4 separate regions of the Homo sapiens genome follow, and regions 1, 3 and 4 are each linked to region 2. Evidence: chromatin loops called from intact Hi-C (ENCODE). Cell type or tissue: B cell. All regions are shown on one strand. Region 1 has its middle 42 kb from the start of RASGEF1B. Region 2 has its middle 370 kb from the start of RASGEF1B. Region 3 has its middle 140 kb from the start of RASGEF1B. Region 4 has its middle 50 kb from the start of RASGEF1B.

Region 1 (5,000 bases), 330 kb after region 2:
TTTTTCCTACTATTTTGAAATTAATTTATTCCCTGATTTGAAAAATAACAATCTAATATTTTATTTATATAAATGACTCTTATGGATATTAGTGATATCAGCCTTCAGTTCATTTTTGTAACCAACGCTTAGCTTCCTATAGGTTGTTACATCTGACTTTCATGTGTTTTCTATATACTTTTATTTCAAACCAGTAGCATTATTGGGGCAAACACATGTATTCTGTGGTGCATAAAATACTGACTATTTAGTCAATACTATATCAAGTTAAATAGTAACATATTTAGAAGTTAAAATAGGCCAGGCACGGTGGCTCAAGCCTGTAATCCCAGCATTTTGGGAGGCCAAGATGGGCGGATCACTTGAGGTCAGGAATTCAAGACCAGCCTGGCCAACATGGTGAAAACCCATCTCTACCAAAAAATACAAAAATTAGCCAGGTGTGGTGGTGCATCCCTGTAGTTCCAGCTACTCAGGAGGCTGAGGTGGAAAAATTGCTTGAATGACAGAGTGAGACCCTATCCCCCCAAAAAAAAAGTTAAAATAATTTTTTTTTTTCTAAATGTACCAAGACATTTCACTACTGGTTGTCAGTAAGAGAAACATGTCCAAGTTCCCTCACCAGGAAATATGTGGCCCTCTGTGTCCTGGCTCCTGCCCTCCCCTCTGCTCACTCCCTAATGCCACTCCTTCCCCCTTCAGCATCACTAAACCACTTGCAGGTCTCAGCGCCCCCATGCTGTTTATCACATAGTAGGTGCTTAGTTAATATTTGATAAGTTGATGAATGACCAATAAACTTGAATGACTAATGAGCTTTCTGATACTGGTTTACTTTTCCAGAAGGGTTTCTTGTTACAGAAACTAGATAGGCTAAATTCCCTAATATATGTACACCCCATTACTCTTAATAATTATGTGTAATTTTCTATATTATTAAATTAGCTTTTATAAGCCAGTCTCTCCTGAGTTTAGTGAACATGGATCAAACCATCTATATAGAAAAATTGGTGAAACAATGAGCCTATGGCTTGAAACATACACTGTAGAAAGAAGCATCCAAGTAGCACAAAACAGCTTAACTCACCTCCATGCACATGACCCTAGCAGAGTTTCTGACCCAAAATTTGTCTCCAGTCCATCCTAGATAGCAATAACCTCTCCAAAATTCTGCTGTCGTTCTTTTTCTGAAGGGCTCATAAATCAGATGTTATTAGTTAGGATAATCTTCAAGGCTCTTTGTTGACTGGTCCCAATATACTCTTTTTGAGCCATTTTCCCCAATGAAGCTCTCTATTCCAAGTAGGTCAGTTTCTTGAAGACATATGCTCTGTTCATTTCTACCTTCAAATCTTAACCTATATTCTTTCAGTTAAAGAAGTCTCCTGAGTTTATTTGTTTTTAAAGTGGTCTGTTTTGCTTATGCCAATTAAAATTCTGTGTATCAAAAAAACCTAAATAAAACCCATCTCATTCCCATAATCTTTCTTGGCATCTGCTGTTTATACCATAACATCTAATAACTTGTCTGTATGTGCTCTACTTGCTTCCCAGTTGCATTTTATTCATACATCTTGTCTGCTCAAACAAAGGACTGTTCTTTTGAGACCTAGGTTTGGTTTTTTGCTTCCTTGTCATTTCTCCTAATGCCTACCACAGAGCTGACTGGACTGTGGATACCAATTAGACTGAATCTCCAGAAAGCACTTTCAAATTGGGAGGCAGAGAATGAAGGAAATGGATACATACTATCTGCCATGATGGGTATTTGTTATCTAAAGTAATCCTCACAAAATGCTGCCAAGCATTTATTATTAACCTTACCTTTTAGAGATGAAGAAGCAGATGTTCACAAAAGCTAAGTTACTTGCCCAGTGCCACATGGCTAGTGTGTGGCAGAGCTGGAATCTGAAAACAGATGTTTGATGTCAAAGCATTTCTTTTTTTCCCCTCTTTTTACTCAATATTTTGCAATGGTAGCAATCTTTAAGACTGAGGAGTATGTTACTATGCATTCTTAGTGGGTAATTTCATGAAAAAATTAGTTTTGCCTATAAAATGGCATTATCATCTTTCTTTTAAAATAAAATTAAAATTGCATAGAAGACAGCTTATCATTATCAAATAAAATATGGAAACATAAGGGGAATCATCAGGGAAATGAAGTCAGTAGGGAAATAAAAACCTTGCCCAGGTTAGTTAACTAAGAAATCCTGAGTTTAGACAAACTTCAGGCTCCCAGACTTTTTGGAGAGGCAGCAAGAATATCAAAGTATATTTTCTATTGCCTGGAAAAGGGTCTTTCAAAGATCCACATTGTTTTTCTTCATTTCTCTCTTGCTTAACTTTAGAAGACAAAGTAAGATAGTGCAAGTTTGATTTCTAATACTTTCCAAAACAAAACCTAGGCCCAGTATACTAAGAAGGCAAAATGGCAAAAAAGCAAATTAAAAAAAATTTTTTCATTAAAACCCAGTTCCTTTTTCTACCTATAAACCTCAACCACATTACCCATTCTCCCTGTTCCTGTGCCCCCAGCTGCCCTGGAAACAGAGTATTTGTTTAATATCTTTTTCTCTGTTAAGCTTTTTCTTTCTCTTTGGTTTCTCACTGAATGGGGGACACCTGTGTTGTGTAGTGGGCATGCTGGGGGGAGGCCAACCGCATCTCCTGAGCTATAGCAGAGGGAGGGAGGGTTCATCCTGTCTCACAGGAGGAAAACTCCCCCTGAGAAACTTTCAAGGCCTTTTTGTGGGATGACTACAGAAAAATACATTTTATTGACATCTTGGTTGTTTCCAGTTATTCCCATCATTTCTCCTGCCTGTGAGATCTGGAAACTCACATGCTAAGTCATACACATGTAATTCCTCTAGCTGACAGACATCATTCGGAGGCTGCATAATAAGAGGAAGGGAAAGGGGGAGGGGGAGGAGGGGGGGGCTTTCTGAGGAGGCTGAAGCTTTCCTTACATAGAAAAACCATTTCCCTTTATTCTAACCCCAGGCTTGTTTTAATTTCAAGCTATTAATTTGAAATAGCTAATCAGTTGCTACAGGCATACACACACTGCCGGGACTGCAAAATACCTGCCCTTTTCTAATCAACCCCAAAGTGATAATGATTTATATGTATAATGTGCACTTAGTCTGTAAAGCCCAGGCACTTTGCACGAGATGATTTGTGGAGATTATTCAGTAGGATTTTCTAATTCATACTAATGTCTGGGAGGCCCATGGAGGATTCTCACATTTTCATGATTGAACAAGAGAGTGAACACACACATTTTTTTAAAAACACAAACTCTAGGAAGAGGTTTCACAAAGCTTATTTTATGCATTTCCTTGGACAAGTATCACTTTGTTTTGAATGTTTATCATTCTCCATGGGGTACTAGTGGAAATGCCCTAGGAGTCCCTAAAGAGAAGTGAAGCTTACATGGCCTGAGTTTTCATTGCTGCTTCAATACCAAATAGTTACCGGGAAGCAGGATGGGTTTCTTCATTTAAATGAGAATTATTTGGTTTGGCTTAATGAAGCAAGAATTAACTGTTAGCCGTATCACTTAACCCACTGCTGTGATGTATCTATCTTTATTAAGGAAATCTAATACATTCTTGGCAGGTTGCAGCAACCTACACATTTGAGAGAATTGGTAAGAAAGAAGACTATTGATTTTAATTGGAATGACAGCAGGAATTTGAGAGAATGCAGTAATCTGCACTGAAATGGATGTTACCACTATCCCAGCTACAGTGTGTGTCCTGTCTTCCACCCAAACGGTCAATCAGATCTTCACTGACATTGCAAAGTGTTGTCTTGACTACCCCTACTTAAATCCCACTCTGGAGATTCCATTTCCATAATGGACCACTCTCTCGAGGGAAAACACAGCTGCAGCATCATTAAGTGCCCAACCCAGCATAGCACCTTCCCTTGGAGTTCTGCCATTCAAGTCAATTGCAGTGTTGACCCAAATGAGATTATTAAATATCTTGGGAACATTATAATCCCAAGAAACATGGTGGCCAAAAGACCAATTTATACTTACTTAAATTTGACTCATCTTTCCCAGAAAGCCTTTCTCAAACTAAAGTTTAATTCAATATAATAATTGAAATATACTCACCATCCAAATGGGTAGATTCCTGAGGTCAAATGCTTTAATTATTGGGGCCATTATAACATTAGAGACAGGGAGTCATGAGAAAGAAAAAGTCTGGCAAACAAGGGAAGTAACTGAGGATTTGTAAAAGTCTGGCAAACAAGGGAAGTGACTGAGGATTTGTTTTTTAAATAGAAATTCTATTTGTATGTCGCTTCACAGGAGTGCTATTTTATTTTAGTACCTGCCTCTCAATGGTCTCAGTATACTTTACCAATAACACCTTTTTATCATTTATGTGTCTCAGGTTCTGACTTTTGCAACTTCCAAAATATGCCTTTTGCCAGTAATAAGTGAGAATTAAAAAAATTACAGCATATTCCTGAAACATCATTTGGGTAGAATAATTTTTTTGTTCCTTTCCATATATCCTTATTGTTGGTTCCTATCCTAATATTTTAAGAAGGAAAGAAATCCTATTGTGCCTAGAATAGGTATAAATATGAACATCTTCAGGCCCCTCTTTACAGACTTTGTTTACTATTCAGTATTGGATATATGGAAAAATAAGCAGAAGAATAGTGAATTAGCTTGTGTTGCATGTCACTAAGGTTGCAAATTTATGAAGTGAATCAGACTTCAGATCCAATACTTGCCAAATACTGCTTGGACAGTTATATTTTGAGCAATTATTTGCCGAAGATATGTCTGCAGAATACACGGATACCTTGGGAAGAGGTATTGATCATTTCAACTCCCCCCAGCCAATTCTGAACAAATGACTGTACATGTTTTTAAGGGAACTGAGCATGTTCCCTAAGGATGCCCCGTAGTTTTTCTGGTCCAGTGTTTCTCTATTCCTGTTATCACAGTCATATTCCAGCTGAGGTAATTC
Region 2 (5,000 bases):
AGAACAGTAAAAAGGCTCTTACTGGACTGTCTTCAGATTCCCTGGAAACACACACTGACATGGGGATTTGTGTGCAAGAAGTTTATTGGGGAGTGCTCTGAGGATGAGATCAACACCTGTAGAAAAGAGGGAGCAGGAAGCAGGCTGAGCAGCTGCAATGGAGGCCCCAGCTGATCCGTGGGAGAGTTCTGAAGCTGAGCGGCACCTTAGAGTTGCTCTGCCTTGGGTCGAGAGGACCGAGTCTTTATACCACTATTATTGGAAAGGTCTAGTGACCTTGGGCTAGGCAGCATGCTGGCTAAAGGCAATCACTAGAAAATAACTCAGCTGAGAGCCATCTTCTACTAACAGTCCCAGCAGCTGAAGGAGTGAGTGCTCCAGTCCTGAGGAGGAGATGTGGGCAGGGCACTGCAGCAGCCAAGGCTACACTAATGCCATTGGGGTGTTGGTCAGTGATTTCAAAAAGTCAGTCAAAGAGGAGAATCATAAAAAATGATACATACACCCACAAATACTCTATTTCAACTTAAAATATAGGAATGTGAGTTGATTTGCCTTTTACTTATAGGAATAAGGCCTTTGAGTATGGGCCACTGGTTGATGTTTTACATCTTGTGCAGATAACATAAAGAGATCATTGTGTAAAATGTTCTGTTTCAGCTTATTTAGAGATGCTTGTGAAACATGGTTGTCTTTTTTACACATAATTTGAAAGCAATATTTTTAGTGATTTGCCTATATTATGTTTTAGTTTTTAAATTTGATTTTATATTTTCTCATATCATAAAAGTACATATTTTAAAGCATCAAACAGTCCTACAAACCTTATAATTAAAAACAGTAGTATTTCATTCCACCTCTCCCTGCTCTTAATACCTACTATTCTCTGTAGGCAATCACTTCAACTCCCTTTTCCATTTTTCATTTGGATTCACCTCTATACAAACATCCCTGTGCTTATGTTATTTTTTGTGTTAATTTTTCAATTTTGGATATTTTCTTTTTCTGAGACAGGGTCTTGCTCTGTCACTCAGACTGGAGTGCAGTGGCACTATCATGGCTCACTGCAGCCTCAACCTCCTGGGCTCAAGCAATCCTCCCACCTCAGCCTCCCTCCGAGTAGTTGGGATTACGTCTGTGCCACCATGCCTGGCTTATTTTTTAGTTTTTTGTTGAGTTTAGGGTCTTGCTGTGTGGCCCAGGCTGGTCTCAAACTCCTGGGCTCAAGTGATTCTCCTGCCTCGGCCTCCCAAAGTGCCAGAATTACAGGCATGAGCTACCATGTCCAGCTAGTTTTAGATGTCTATTCATGCCTTCTACAGAAACTGATGAGTTTTCTTACATCCCCTATCTCTGTCTCCCTCGCCCTGTTCTTCAACACATACTTCCCCTCTTGTCTTCCAAACATGATTGTTTGAAAGTTGTAGCTTCTATCATTGAGCCTGTGTTACTATCACTTAACAGCTGAGCCATGTATTACAATATGATTGCATTTACTTTTCTATGTAACTTTTATAGTTTTTTTCTTTTTTTGGACTTAGTAGTTACCAATAATACTTTGTCTCAATTTCTTGAACTGTAAAATGGTCATAGTAACTGTATCTATCTCGTAGAGTTGTCAAAACTGTATGTTTAACTATTAGTTTTCATGGACTTTGTTTTTTATGTACTAATCCCTAATTCATCTTAAACTTTCTAACAGAGCCGTAAATATCTTTTTAATATACTTGATTTTATATTAAATGCTCAATGAATAAGCGTTGAAAACTATAGCCAATACTCTAATCTGCGCTGTATGAATGACAAAGCCATTTAATTGCAAGAGCAATGCATTTAGAATTCTTGGCAAGGCCTGAAACTGCCCCTTCCTAGCTGTGTGACCTTTGGCTAGCATATTTGAGTCACAGCTTTATCATCTGCAAATGGGAGAATTGGATTAGATAGTCCCTAGGGTCTCTTCCAGCACCATGATTCTATTATGGAGAAAAGCATATGCAGAAAATACCAAACTATGTAAAATATGTCAATGAAAAGAGTCAAACTCTAAAATATTTTGAAGGAATTTATTCTGAGCCAGATATCAAAGACCAGTGACGTGTGACATAGCCCTCAAGAGATCCTGAGAACATGTACCCAAGGTGGTCAGGATACAGTTTGATTTTATACATTTTAGGGAGACACAAGGCGTCAGCCAGTATTTGTAAGAGATACATTGGTTTGGTCAGGAAAGGCAGGACCACTGGAATCGAGGGCTTCCAGGTCATAGGTAGATTCAAGGATTTTCTGATTGGCAATTGGTTTAAAGAGTTAAAGAGTTTAAAGGCCTTGACTCAATAGAAAAGAATGTCTTGGTTAAGATAAGGAGTTGTGGACACCAACCAACCCCTTATCTTATGCAGAGGAGGTCTCCAGAGAGCTGACTTTAGAGATAATAGATTATAAATGTTTCTTATCAGAGTTGATTTCTTTCTCCTAGATCAGGAAAAAGGAAGGAAAAGCAAGGGGATTCTCTTCAGAATGTAGATTTTCCCCAAATCAGTCAGCTTTGCAGGACTATTTCAGGACATGGCAAATAAAACATATTTGGGCTTGAACTACTTTGATTTCCTTCTTTATCTGTCGTGTGATGTTATGCCAGAGTCAGGTTGGAAAGTGAGCCACATTATATAGGGTTAAATAAAACCCCTTTGATGAGACATTATGGATTGTAGGGTGTAACCCACCAGTCCCCTTAGATACAAATTTGGGCAAGAGAAGAAAAAGGTCAGTGTTTAGTTCTCAAATGTAAGATTGCAATGACATAGCTTCTACCACCTCTAGCACCACCTCCAGAAGACCTCTTAATAACCTTCTGGGCAGGATTATGCGACATCACTCACACTATGATAAAGGAGAATTTTGTTGAGTCATTTTATACAAACAATTGTCCTACCCCTTTGGGACACCTAGTTGTAATTTGCGGGCACCACCACTAAATGTCGCTATAGGTTACATAACTAAGTGGTCAGGAGTGCTCTATGTGTGTGTTGTTCTACAAGCTTTGAAAACTACCATTTAATCTCCTTATAGATTTAGAACTACATACCTTAAGTACTTAAACCAAAGTATTAAAAAACCTTGAAATTAAGATTTTTAAAGAAGGCGGTAAAACACAAAATGCTCTTTATTTCTTCCTTCCATATGCCTTTTCCCTCAAATGTTGTTTCTGTGTATCTAGTCACTGGTATAAACCAAGTAAACTGGTATTTAAAGGAACTCTTAACTGAGCAATTGCTTGACTCTCAGGCCTGCACCTTAATGATTTTTCTTTCCTCCAAAGATAAGAGATTAAGCAATAGGAGGAAATACGGGTCTCTTTGTTTTCTGTTTCTTGTGTCTGTTGTATTTCCAAGCTTATCTAAAATCCTAGACACTTTAATGTATTTTATTGATTTTACAAAAATATGCACATATTTTATATTTTAACATTTCTGAAATTATGATGCTTTATATAATTAATAGCAACATACAATTATATTGGTAGCACTTCTCTTTCTTAGTGATATCTCATAATCAACTTTTAATTTGATAAAATATTGTATCTGATATTATAATGTATCCATCTGAATTTATTAGAGTTCAGGGTTGTCTTAAAGAGTTGTTTGACAGGGGAACTTCGTTTTCTAATCAATTTTTAAAATTTTTTTCATTTTATTTTATTGTATTTTTAGAGTCTTGCTCTGTTGCCCAGGCTGGAGTTCAATGGTGTGATCTCGGCTCACTGCAACCTCCACCTCCCGGGTTCAAGTGGTTCTTGTGCCTCAGCCTCTTGAGTAGCTGGGATTACAGCCATGCGTCATCACACCTGGCTAATTTTTGTATTTTTAGTAGAAACGGGGTTTCGCCATGTTGGCCAGGCTGGTCTTGAACTCCTGGCCTCAAGTGATCCTCCCAAAGTGCTGGGATAACAGGCATGAGCTAACGTGCCTGGCCTCTAATAAAATTTTGTAGGGAGTTAAGAGTGGAAGAGATAATAATATTTATTGAATGTCCAGTATAGTCTGGACGTATGCACTTTGCGAATATGATGTATTTAATACTCATATGCTGGAAAGTGGGCTTTTTTTCTTTCTATTTTATGGGTGAGAAAACCGAGGCCTAGAAAGGTCAGTAACTTGTACAACTTGTAACTTGTCATACTACTAGTACGGGTCACTGTTTGAAATGGTGTATTTCTGATTATAAATCTTAGACTTTTCCTACCCTGTTACATTGATATTTTACCGTTCCCTTTAATACCAGAACATTTTTCTAACATATAGAACTCAGCCCTCTTTGAATAATGTAGTTTTCTGACAATCCTTTAAAAATATTGATTAAAAATCTTTGATTAAACAACCTAAGAATGATTTTTCTGAACTCTAGTCTCAATCTTTGTGATCAAAAGGGTAGAACCAGAACTCGATGTCTCCGAGAGGTGAATTGCTTCTCCAGAGAGTAATGGTGCTCTGCAAGAGACAGCATGGGGTGTGTCAAACTCATGTAGAGTGTTTGGATCCCCTTAGTCTTCTGGTAGACCACTTGAGGAGACAGTTTTCAAAATGCCTTGAATTGAAACAAACAACCCCCAACCAAAAAAATAAAAAAATAAAAATAAAACCCCAAGGAATATTTCCTCCAAGTCTCTTCCTTATAGAAAGCTAGTTTATCAGCTCTATGTTATGGTTTCTGTCAGAGTCCATAAGTGTCCTGGAGATCCAGGCTGTAGGCAAGATGCAGTTGATAGGAAATGCTTAGTCAATGTCCCTTTACTTCCCAAGGGGCAAGGCTGAGAAATGAAGAGCAACTTCCTTTCGTACATCTTTGCTTTGACAGTCCTCTGCGTTCAAATGGCACTCACTGGTAAAGACAAGGGCAGAGAGAGAAGAAAACAGCTTACTGATTGTCACTGTGTTTTCACAGGCCAGAGGTACCTAAATTTCAATTCCCAGCAACTCTCAGAAACTGCTGAAATGCATTGC
Region 3 (5,000 bases), 240 kb after region 2:
ATGTGTCTTTTTAGTAGAATCATTTATTTTCCTTTGGATATAGACTCAGTAAGGGATTACTGGGTTGAATGGTAGTTCTGTTTTAAGTTCTTTGAGAAATCTCCAATCTGCTTTCCACAGTGGCTGAACTAATTTACATTCCCAACAACAGTATATAAGTGTTCCCTTTTCCCCACAGCCCTGTCAGCACTTGTTGTTTATTGACTTTTTAATAATAGCCATCTGACTGTTGTGAGTTGGTATCTCTTCGTGGTTTTGATTTACATTTCTCTGATGATTAGTGATGCTGAACATTTTGTCACATGTTTGTCGGTCACTTGTATGTCTTCTTTTGAGAAGTGTCTGTTCCTGTCTTTTATCTACTTTTTAATGGGGTTATTCAGTTTTTGATTATTGAATCAAGTTTTTTAAAGATTCTGGATATTAGAACTCTGTCAGATAGTTTGTGAGTCTTTTCTCTCATTCTCTAGGTTGTCTGTTTACTCTGTTGATAGTTTCATTTGTTGTGCAGAAGCTCTTTAGTTTAATTAGGCCCCACTTGTCAATTTTTGCTTTTGTTGCAATTGCTTTTAAGGACTTAGTCATGAAGTCTTTGCCAAGGTCAATGTCCAGAATGGTGTTTACTAGGTTTTCTTCTAGGATTCTTATAGTTTGAGGTCTTACATTTAAATATTTAACCCATATTGAGTTTTGTATATGGTGAAAGATAGGGTCCAGTTTCATTCTTCTGCATATGGCTAGCCAGTTATCCCAGCACCATTTATTGAATAGGGAATCCTTTCCCTATTACTTATTTTTGTCAGTTTTATCGAAGATCAGATGTTCATAGGTGTGCAGCTTTATTTCTGAGTTCTCTGTTCTGTTCCACTGGTCTGTTTATATTTCTGTTTTTGTACTAATACCATGCTCTTTTGGTTACTGTAGCCATACATCATAGTTTGAAGTTGGGTAAGGTGATGCCTCCAGCTTTGTTCTTTTTGCTTAGAATTTCCTTGGCTATGCAGGCTCTTGTTTGGTTCCATATGAATTTTAGGATAATTTTTTTTCTATTCCTGCAAAAAATTGTTAGACATTGTTAGTTTGATAGGAATAGCATTAAATCTGTAGATTGCTTTGGGCGGTATGGCCATTTTAATAATATTGATTCTTGAAATCCATAAGCGTGAAATGTTTTTCCATTTGTGCCATCCATGATGGCACATGATGGCACATGATTTATTTCAGCAGTGTTTCGTAGTTCTCCTTGTAGAGATCTTTCACCATCTTGGTTAGATGTATTCCTAGGTATTTTACTAAATTTTGTGGCTATTGTAAATGGGATTGTGTTCTTGATCTGGCTCTCAGCTTGAACATTATTGCTGTATAGAAATAGTACTGATTTTTGTACATTCATTTTGTAGCCTAAAACTTTACTGAAGTCACTTATCAGTTGTAGAAGCCTTTTGGTAGAGTCTTTAGGTTTTTCTAGGCATAGAACCATATTGTCAGCAAAGAGAGATAATTTGACTTGTTCTTTTCCTATTTGTATGACTTTTATTTCTTTATATTATCTGATTTCTCTGGTTAGGACTTCCAGTACTATGTTGAAAAAGAGTGGTGAGAGTGGGCATCCTTGTCTTGTTCCTATTCCTAAGGGGAATATTTCTAGCTTATTTACATTTCTATAAATTTTTATATTACTTATAAATAAATATTTTTATATAAAATTCTTATAAAATTAGCAAGGAGCTAAGTTACAGTACTTAGAAAATATTTGCTGATTGACAATAGGTGAGGAAATCTATTTATTAAATTATAATAGAGATTCAGTGATACCTGCTATTCTACTCTGAAGAAGGCACCAGGGAAGACTAACAAGAAAATATTTTTTATTAACATGAAAAATAATAGTAGCACTTATTATGTAAGTTTATTTGCTGGACTGAATTTTAAAGTCCTCCAAGCAAGCCTATGATATAGGTACTATTCCATTTTACATTTGAGGAAACTGAGGCTTAGCAAGGCTCATTAACTTATTCACGGTCTCAAAGGTAGTAAGCTATGGAGCTGACATATTTCCGACCCCATGCTCACTGTCTCACTGTGACACAAGCTGAAGAAATTACAGGATAGAGACATAGTCAGCGATTACTCATTGAAACCAGGAACATATTGGGTACAGGCACTTGAAGCCAGTGAAGCTCATAAAAGGGACATTGGTCATCTGACACTGAGTTACTTCACCTCTGTGGTGTTTAGTTCTAACTTATAAATATGAGGCTGATGATGGCAGTTCCTCAGGGATTTGCTGTTAAGCAAAAAAGAGTTGGATGTGTGTGTGTACATACATATGTACTATATCTCTAAATACATATATATGGTACATATATATGTACTATACCTCTAATATATATACATATATAGTACACATGTACATATGTATATATGTATAAATATATAGTACATATGCGTGTATATTAGAGATAGCTGTATAAACCAGTTCAATCCTCTTGAAAAGCAATAATTGGATAGTAAATAAAAAGAGCCATAAAAATGTCTATATTTTTGGCCTGGAAATCCTACTTCTAGAAATATATTCTAAGAAATGATTCAAAAGGCAAAAAAAAAAAGAGCATATGTAATTACAGGGAGAAAATGGAAATGATAAAAATATATATCAAGATACAAAATACATTATAGTCTATGCTGATGGAACATTGTATAGTCACTAAATATTACAACTCTAGAGACTATGCAACGAGACAAAATATGTAATATGTGATGCTATGTGGATACAAGAGGTTAATACAAAGTGGTGTTCTAGCTTAATACACATGTGTTTGGATAAAGCCTGGCAGAAAACTCCAAGATATGTGAGTATGGTGAAGGGAATGTGGTGTCTTCTTTCAGAAGTCCCATTAATGTGGAGTGTTTCTTGTTTTAATGTTCTTTGTAATTGTAGCCTGGTGGTAAGTACAGGTGGTGCTGAAGATGCATGAAACATGGGGAAGGAAGGTAACCGCACAAGGGACATTTTAAAAATCAGCATGTAAAACAACCAGGAAATAGAAATTTAAAGGCAAAAATTTAGCAGAGCATTCAAGGGAAATGGGTACTGAGGGAGGTGCTGAAGAATACATTAGCAGGTCAGGCTCTAACAAGATCCTGCCAAAAAAAACTGGAAACCCAGAATGCTTGTGAGTTTGTTCTCCCCTGTGACCTTCTTTCTGCTGGCAAGCCCGTGATAATAGCCCAAAAGGAAGGAAGAAAGTGTAGCAGTATGTACAGTTTACCTAAGTTCACCAAAAACTGTACTCGACTGTAGAAAAGGGAGGAAGTCTGGTCAAGCCTGAGTGAGTCAACATTTAATCGCCCTCCACCCAGTTCTCCTCCCTTCCCAAGGCCACCTCAGCTTTATGTCTGTGTGCTTGACCCTTCCAAGGGAGGAACTCCAGCTGTGAGGGGAGGGACCAGCCCAAATCCCTATTGGTTGGTCTCAACAACCAGGTTGAGGGGCCAGAGAGAGCATGGACCAGGACAGTGGTGATGATCTACATCACATCCCCTTTTAGGAATTTTCTTTTTCCTCTGTTTCCTCTGAGTATTTGAAAGGTCACAGCTCTCTCCATATCCTAGGCCCCAGAAAGAGCCCGTAGCCTTTGAGCAGTGTGAGGAGCAACCAAAGTGCTTTGTCATCAGTTTGTTGAAAGCTCTCTACCGATGCAAGGTACAGTTATTTTTGCTCCTTAAATAATGAGTGACAGGATGAGGTTGGAGATGGGAATGGCAATCTTTAAGGTAGAATCTGCTTCCATCTCAAAACAGAACACACCGTTACTACCCTTGAGGTGAGGGGAGGAGGAGCAGGCATTGGATGGATGTGAACATCCTTGTTTTATATGGAGTATAAAATCAAGACTTCTGTGAGAGGAGGCATTCTTTCAGAACTATTAGGATAATTTGGGCTGCCTGGTGACTCAGCCTTAAGCAGATGCCACTTGGTCTGATCCCACTGCTCAATCAACTAGCTGAGCTTGCCAGATGATCCTCACATCTTTATTTCTTAAAAACCTTGATTATCGCTTTCCTTTTGCACCAGAAGTTGCTCTTATATTTCAGGCATCAGGATAAACACTGAAGGTAGTAATTACAGTTCAAGGCCTTAACAACTTCTTTGGTCTCCTTTTAGGGGTCCAATCTGGAAAGATAACACCAGATACCTTTCACATAGAGATTTCTGAGAAGTTCTGTAGCTTTTTGGAGTTCTGTAGCTCTGAAGTTGTTATGGGAAGAAGATAAGGGGACAATTACCCTCATTTTCCAGAGATCTGGAGAGGATGGCTGGTTTGCCTGAGGCTTCAACAACTTTTCTGTAATTCCCTGCTAGTCTCCTTATTCCAAGTCCATCCTCAGCGTCCACACCCCCACATTCAGCAAATGGTGAGTTAGTGTGAAACACTGTTAAGCATCAGTCACCCAGACTGTGTGTGTGTACATACATATGCACCATATCTCTAATACATATAATACATATATACATAGTACATACAAAACCCTGTAGGTGGGAAAAGCCTGAAATGAGGATGGGGGATAGGAAAAGGGAAATGCTATTTAATAATAACTATATGTCCCTCATTGTTCTGTGTTTTGCATATGAACCCACTGTTTCAGAAGTTCCCTTTTATGTGTGGCCCAGACTTACGTTTTTCCACCAAATAAATAATTTATAAGTAAGAAATCTATGCTTTGCAACTGCTGGGTTGTTTTGGTCTTAGGTATACCCAGTGTAAATGTATCAGGGGAATGTTTGGTCTAAAGAAAATCAGGCTGCATAACACCTTAAGAAAGCTAGTTACATGTTGCCATAGCAACTGGAGGAGCCTCAGAGTGAAGGGCAGAGTTCTTCAGATTCATCTACTGCCTCTGCAGATTGACTTCCTTGAAACAGAATCATGTTTCACAATCATCGATACTGAACAGTTATTTTCATTTTTAAAAAGTTACAACCTTAAGTTGATATA
Region 4 (5,000 bases), 420 kb after region 2:
AAGCCTGGGTAAATACAAGCATAAACAACATCAGGCAATGCCAGTCGATAGACTGCGATTCCAGGATGTGTTCTGTCCAGGCCTGCCGTTCATTCCAAAGGCCTGCATTTCAAAGCTGCAGGCTTGGAGCTGGGACTGCTGGGAAGGTGGGGGGCAGGGTTCAGAACTGGTTGGGCTTAGGAAGGTACCAGGAGAGTGCACCTTCTAGTACTTGAAATGTCCCTCCATTTTGAGGACACAGGAGTGGCCTACCTTTCATCTAACAAAGACAAGAGAATTGAACGCTGATTGTCTTTGTCTTTGAAGGGTTTATTGCTTTACCTCTTCACTTCACCTGGCTTTGGCACCTCTGTCATTTCTTCATTTACTGTTTTTTCTAGCATACTTTTAACTTCTTTCTGTACTTTCTCTTTCCAACTGCTGTCCACATGCCACCTGTGTATAGAATCCCAAGAAAACATAACCCACCATTAGAATTTTAGTTGCTAAACTATATAAGAACTTTGAGCTGTAGATTAACATCCTCTACCTTCCTTTGGTGCCATTTGTTTACCCCTTTTTCCGAACAAAAAACAATACCTGCCCCTGTTCCAAAGGTGTCTTACTATTCCAATAAAGAATGCATGCCTGGGAATAAAAAGAAGCTTAGACTACTGTTCCAATGGAGCTAAGTGTTCAAAGAAATTCCTGAATTCATTTCCTGGGGGAAAAAATGTGGTTAGTGACCTGGAAACTACTAACAACTTATAAAACTCAATACTCTGATGGCGACTCTGTTCGCTTTACCCCTAAGACATCTTGAAAGGAAAGACTTTTGTCAGAGTTGGGCTTCTAAAGTTTTAATAGGAAATTGAGGCACTTTCTGTATAATTCAAGCCAAAGATTTTTTTTTTTCTGGGTTTGAATGATTGGATAATTGCCTCAATTCTCTGTTCCATGTAATTGAGATCACTTGACTCTTCTTAGTGCTAATAAAGAGATGTTGGGATTCACGGTTTATTAACCAAACTTTTCAGTTTGTGGACCTGTCATTCAAAACTGCAAACAAGGCTGATCCCATGCAAAATAGACTACTGCCTTTATGCTGTACTAAGAATCAGTCCCTCTTAAAGGATGCATTTATAACCTTTATGCAATGAGGAAATTTCCAGGTAGCCAATTTTCTTTATAGTGCTACCAGCCTTCAGCAAGCTTAAACTCTGCCCTGCAAGCCTGAAACCCTGCTTCTCTAAGATTCTACATAACAGGAGATTAAACATCCAAATGTGTATAATCGCATTCTGGACAGTATGAAGAAGCTGTCTTGGAATATTGTTAACTATTAGAATACTTAAAGTGTGCACATCACCCAATTTAGGATTTCTTGGTAATAGTAGCCTATACTTTAGAAAATTAAAGAGGAGGAAGGGGCCGGGCACAGCGGCTCACACCTATAATCCCAGCACTTTGGGAGGCCGAGGTGGGCAGATCACTTGAGGTCAGGAGTTTGAGACCAGCTTGGCCAACATGGAGAAACGCCATCTCTACTAAAAATACAACAAATAATTAGCCAGGTGTGGTGGCCTGTGCCTGTAATCCCAGCTACTTTGGAGGCTGAGGCAGGGAATCGCTTGAACCTGGGAAGCGGAGGTTGCAGTGAGCCAAGATTGCACCACTGCACTCCAGCTAGGGTGACAGAGTGTGACCCTGTCTCCAAAAAAAAAAAAAAAAAAGGAAACTGATGTTTCTGAGAATAAAAAGGAAAATTACTCCTTGATGGATGTCAAACCAGTGGGTTTTCTACAATGAAACAAAGTTTGCTTGCTTTCTTTCCACCCACACTGCTTGGAGAAAATGAAAGTTAGCAAAAATCACCTTTCTCCAGATGAATCGTTGTGGGAAAGTAAGTTTAGCAGAATGTGCTGTCAACTTGGTTGAGATAAGGCAGTTGGAGGACTGGCATTATTAAATTTTCTGTGGTGCAATTAGGGGTCCTCCTAAGTGCAGGTGAGCTGTGGTGAGGAGTTAATGTATGCTCAGTAAATATGTGCTGAATGCATGAGCAAGGCAGTTATTAATCTGGTTATCATTGGGGATTCACAAATTTCACTTTATATCTTGTAACAAATCTCAAATTGTGCCCCTGAAACATCTGGATTTTGAAAAGTGATTCCAATCCATTGTCATGGGTGGCACTATTCCCAGAAATCAACAAAGGAAATCCAAGCCACTGAGGGTTTTTAAAAAATTTTGAGTATTAACTAGACTGTTATACTCTTCTGTGTTTATATGTAGTACCAATAATCAAGACAATAAATCCATCTTTAACAATAATATAAAAAGTCATCATTAAAAACAAACTAGGACCAACATGGTTTAGGATCTTGGGAGAAATCTGAAATCCCTCCCGTGAGAATTCTTGTCTCAGAATGTGAAAACGAAGTGCTAAACCTCACTCTCCCCAGATTTCTAGGATTTTGTGGAAGCTTTCCCGCCTTTCTGAACTTCTGTCCTCATCTGTGAGTAATGGGTCTGGACTAATTGAGATGGAATGGGCCTTCAGGGGTCTGTGGTTTGGGAAAGCACTTTCTCAGTTTGCTGGATTAAAAGGTAGATTAGCAAGTAAATGCAGCATCCTACATATGGGCCTCCAACCTCTTCCTGTCTGACTCTTTTGTTCTTTAATTGTACTTGAAGAGGGAAGGGATAAGAGGCTAATTGCTACTCGCTAGGACACAATGCAGTGATAAAGGCTTCACTCACCCCTACCCCTCCAGTTGCAGGCGGTCACACAACTATATACAGTTCTTCATGGTAAAGAGTGATTATTACCCAGACCAGGAATTAGAAAATACCCTTTGTGAAAGGTCAGTTGTATGATTTCAAAGGTGCTAGATTAAGAAAGCATAGTCTAAAGACTGCAAAAATAGCTGTGTTGTGTAGACTACATCTTTGTCATAGCAGCTGTTGTAATTGCGCTTGTTGACATAGATAACATATAACTTGCCTGGTCACACCTAGTCATTTGCAAATGAGTCACTTCTTGGCTCAAAGGACCAAGACTTAGAGAAGTGATAGTCAGAGCCAACTTCCGCATTTTGTCAACGTTCACTCCTTAGGCCAGAGTGGGGACCTCCTTGAAGGCTGTCCTGCCAGGGTAAGCTGAAGAATTTGACATACATGTTAGGGAAAGTCCTCCAGTGAAAGAAACCAGGGCATATATCAGTCCCAAGTGGGTGAATACCTTCTTTCCTTGGGCTATAAATACTCTCTGAATCCTACTCCAAGTAGGCCTCTTCTGCAAAAGAGGAATGATCAAAGGAAAAAGACAAAAACTAGTAAGAGGAAGAAAAATGTTGAGGAGATGTAAATAACAAATTAAATAGCTTTTGACAAGGGAGAGTTTAAGAAGAGGTATGACAGTAGTATCTTTCATGCGCGTCCGTGTGAAGAGACCACCAAACAGGCTTTGTGTGAGCAATAAAGCTTTTAATCACCTGGGTGCAGGCGGGCTGAATCCGAAAAGAGAGTCAGCAAAGGGAGATGGGGTGGGGCCATTTTATAAGATTTGGGTAAGGAAAGGAAAATTATAGTCAAAGGGGGGTTGTTCTCTGGCGGGCAGGAGTGGGGGTCGCAAGGTGCTCAGTGGGGGAGCTTTTTGAGCCAGGATGAGCCAGGAAAAGGACTTTCACAAGGTAATGTCATCACTTAAGGCACGGACCGGCCATTTTCACTTCTTTCGGGGTGGAATGTCATCAGTTAAGGTGGGGCAGGGCATATTCACTTCTTTTGTGGTTCTTCAGTTACTTCAGGCCATCTGGGCGTATACGTGCAAGTCACCGGGGAAGCGATGGCTTGGTTTGGGCTCAGAGGCCTGACAGTGTCCAAGCATCTGAAGCATTTGAACTCATTTAAAATCTAATAAGAAAACAATGAAGCTAGGAAATATATTCTCTTGGGAGATCACAAATTATTTGCTAATAAAATATATATTAGGTAAATGAACTGAACTAGATAATTAGGGGGATTATTTTCAATTACAGTAACTCACTGAACTGACTCAATAAAATCAATTTCATAAAATTCTGGAAGCTAGGTATCACCAACACCTTTCTACCTATTCAAAAATTAGCATGGCCTTTGTGAAGGGCAAAGAGGAACTAGATGGAGTGCTTGCTCTCTCAGTTTAGACTTAGAACAAAGAATAACCTAAGAGGTTCTTAGCATCTCCCCCAAAAGGCTCCGGAATTGTAAAATGCTGTTTCCTTTAGGATATTTTTACAAAATTTGTCTTAAAGATTAATCCAACCTATAATGGCCCAGGTTTATAGTGGAATAAGTGTGATCCCTTAGCTCTACTCTTATATTTAATAAGAGCAGATGAGAGTGCAGGTCTATTACTAAATTTTATAAGAAGGTGAGAGTGCAGGTCTATTACCAAAATAGTCTTACTAGTAGGACTTGTGTGTTCAGAGAGTTCACAGCACGGTGAAGGCAGTTCTTTGGTTTTTCTCCTCAAGGTTGACGCTGCCAATCTTGAATGAGCCTGAAGGGGTCTTTACTCTGCTTTCCTGCAGGCCCAGGTGTAGGCTGTGGACCTTCAATTTCCAGCAGGTGTAGGCTGTGGACCTTCAATTTCCAGGCTCTTTTTCTGCTCAATGGAACTAGCAGTACTATGGTTCTACAAGAGGTGAAAGGAATGAAGGAGGAGAGTTCTGCTGATTGGCTACCCATTACAGCATGACTCCCAAGTGATATGATATCTAGAGAGCCTCTCTTTTCTTTGCCTTAACGAAGGGTCCTATCTATTATCCTTGCTTCCTGGGTCTGGGCCCCAGGAGGTCAGTGGGCAGGTACCCATCCTCATCTGCAGAGGATTGGGGGATGAAGAGAGAAAAGTCAGCCCTGCTAATAACTGACGACACCATTTCCAATGAGGCTGGTAAGTTCCCAGCTCTCATCCTACTTCCTAACATGCTCTATGTTTTGAAACTTCCCGTCAGTCTTCTCTCCAAATTGAG

The links. Hi-C counts contacts between places; a loop is a spot of excess contacts. Peaks named below come from ENCODE experiments on the same cell type or tissue, not always from the same donor. Only the 100,000 strongest peaks of a DNase experiment are listed, where the experiment ranks them.
Region 1: a loop joins it to region 2, with 5 times the contacts of the local background. A loop is called at or near these places in 3 of 110 quality-filtered maps.
Region 3: it touches region 2 in a loop (4-fold over the local background); 5 of 110 quality-filtered maps call a loop at or near these places.
Region 4: it touches region 2 in a loop (3-fold over the local background); 2 of 110 quality-filtered maps call a loop at or near these places.

Annotation. Positions count from the first base shown.
Region 1 is chr4:81,511,010-81,516,009 of GRCh38, reverse strand. No RefSeq gene overlaps it. Among named protein-coding and RNA genes, the nearest start is that of RASGEF1B, 42 kb to the right of the region's middle. In B cell, no CTCF peak of the experiment used is centred here; a DNase peak (open chromatin) is centred at 2,709; H3K27ac peaks cover 2,443 bases.
Region 2 is chr4:81,842,853-81,847,852 of GRCh38, reverse strand. No RefSeq gene overlaps it. Among named protein-coding and RNA genes, the nearest start is that of RASGEF1B, 370 kb to the right of the region's middle. In B cell, a CTCF peak has its summit at 2,952; a DNase peak (open chromatin) is centred at 2,972.
Region 3 is chr4:81,605,298-81,610,297 of GRCh38, reverse strand. No RefSeq gene overlaps it. Among named protein-coding and RNA genes, the nearest start is that of RASGEF1B, 140 kb to the right of the region's middle. In B cell, CTCF peaks have their summits at 2,534, 2,737 and 2,939; DNase peaks (open chromatin) are centred at 287, 3,087 and 4,787; H3K4me3 peaks cover 1,740 bases; H3K27ac peaks cover 4,842 bases.
Region 4 is chr4:81,419,655-81,424,654 of GRCh38, reverse strand. No RefSeq gene overlaps it. Among named protein-coding and RNA genes, the nearest start is that of RASGEF1B, 50 kb to the left of the region's middle. In B cell, no CTCF peak of the experiment used is centred here; DNase peaks (open chromatin) are centred at 119, 1,905 and 3,064; H3K27ac peaks cover 1,295 bases.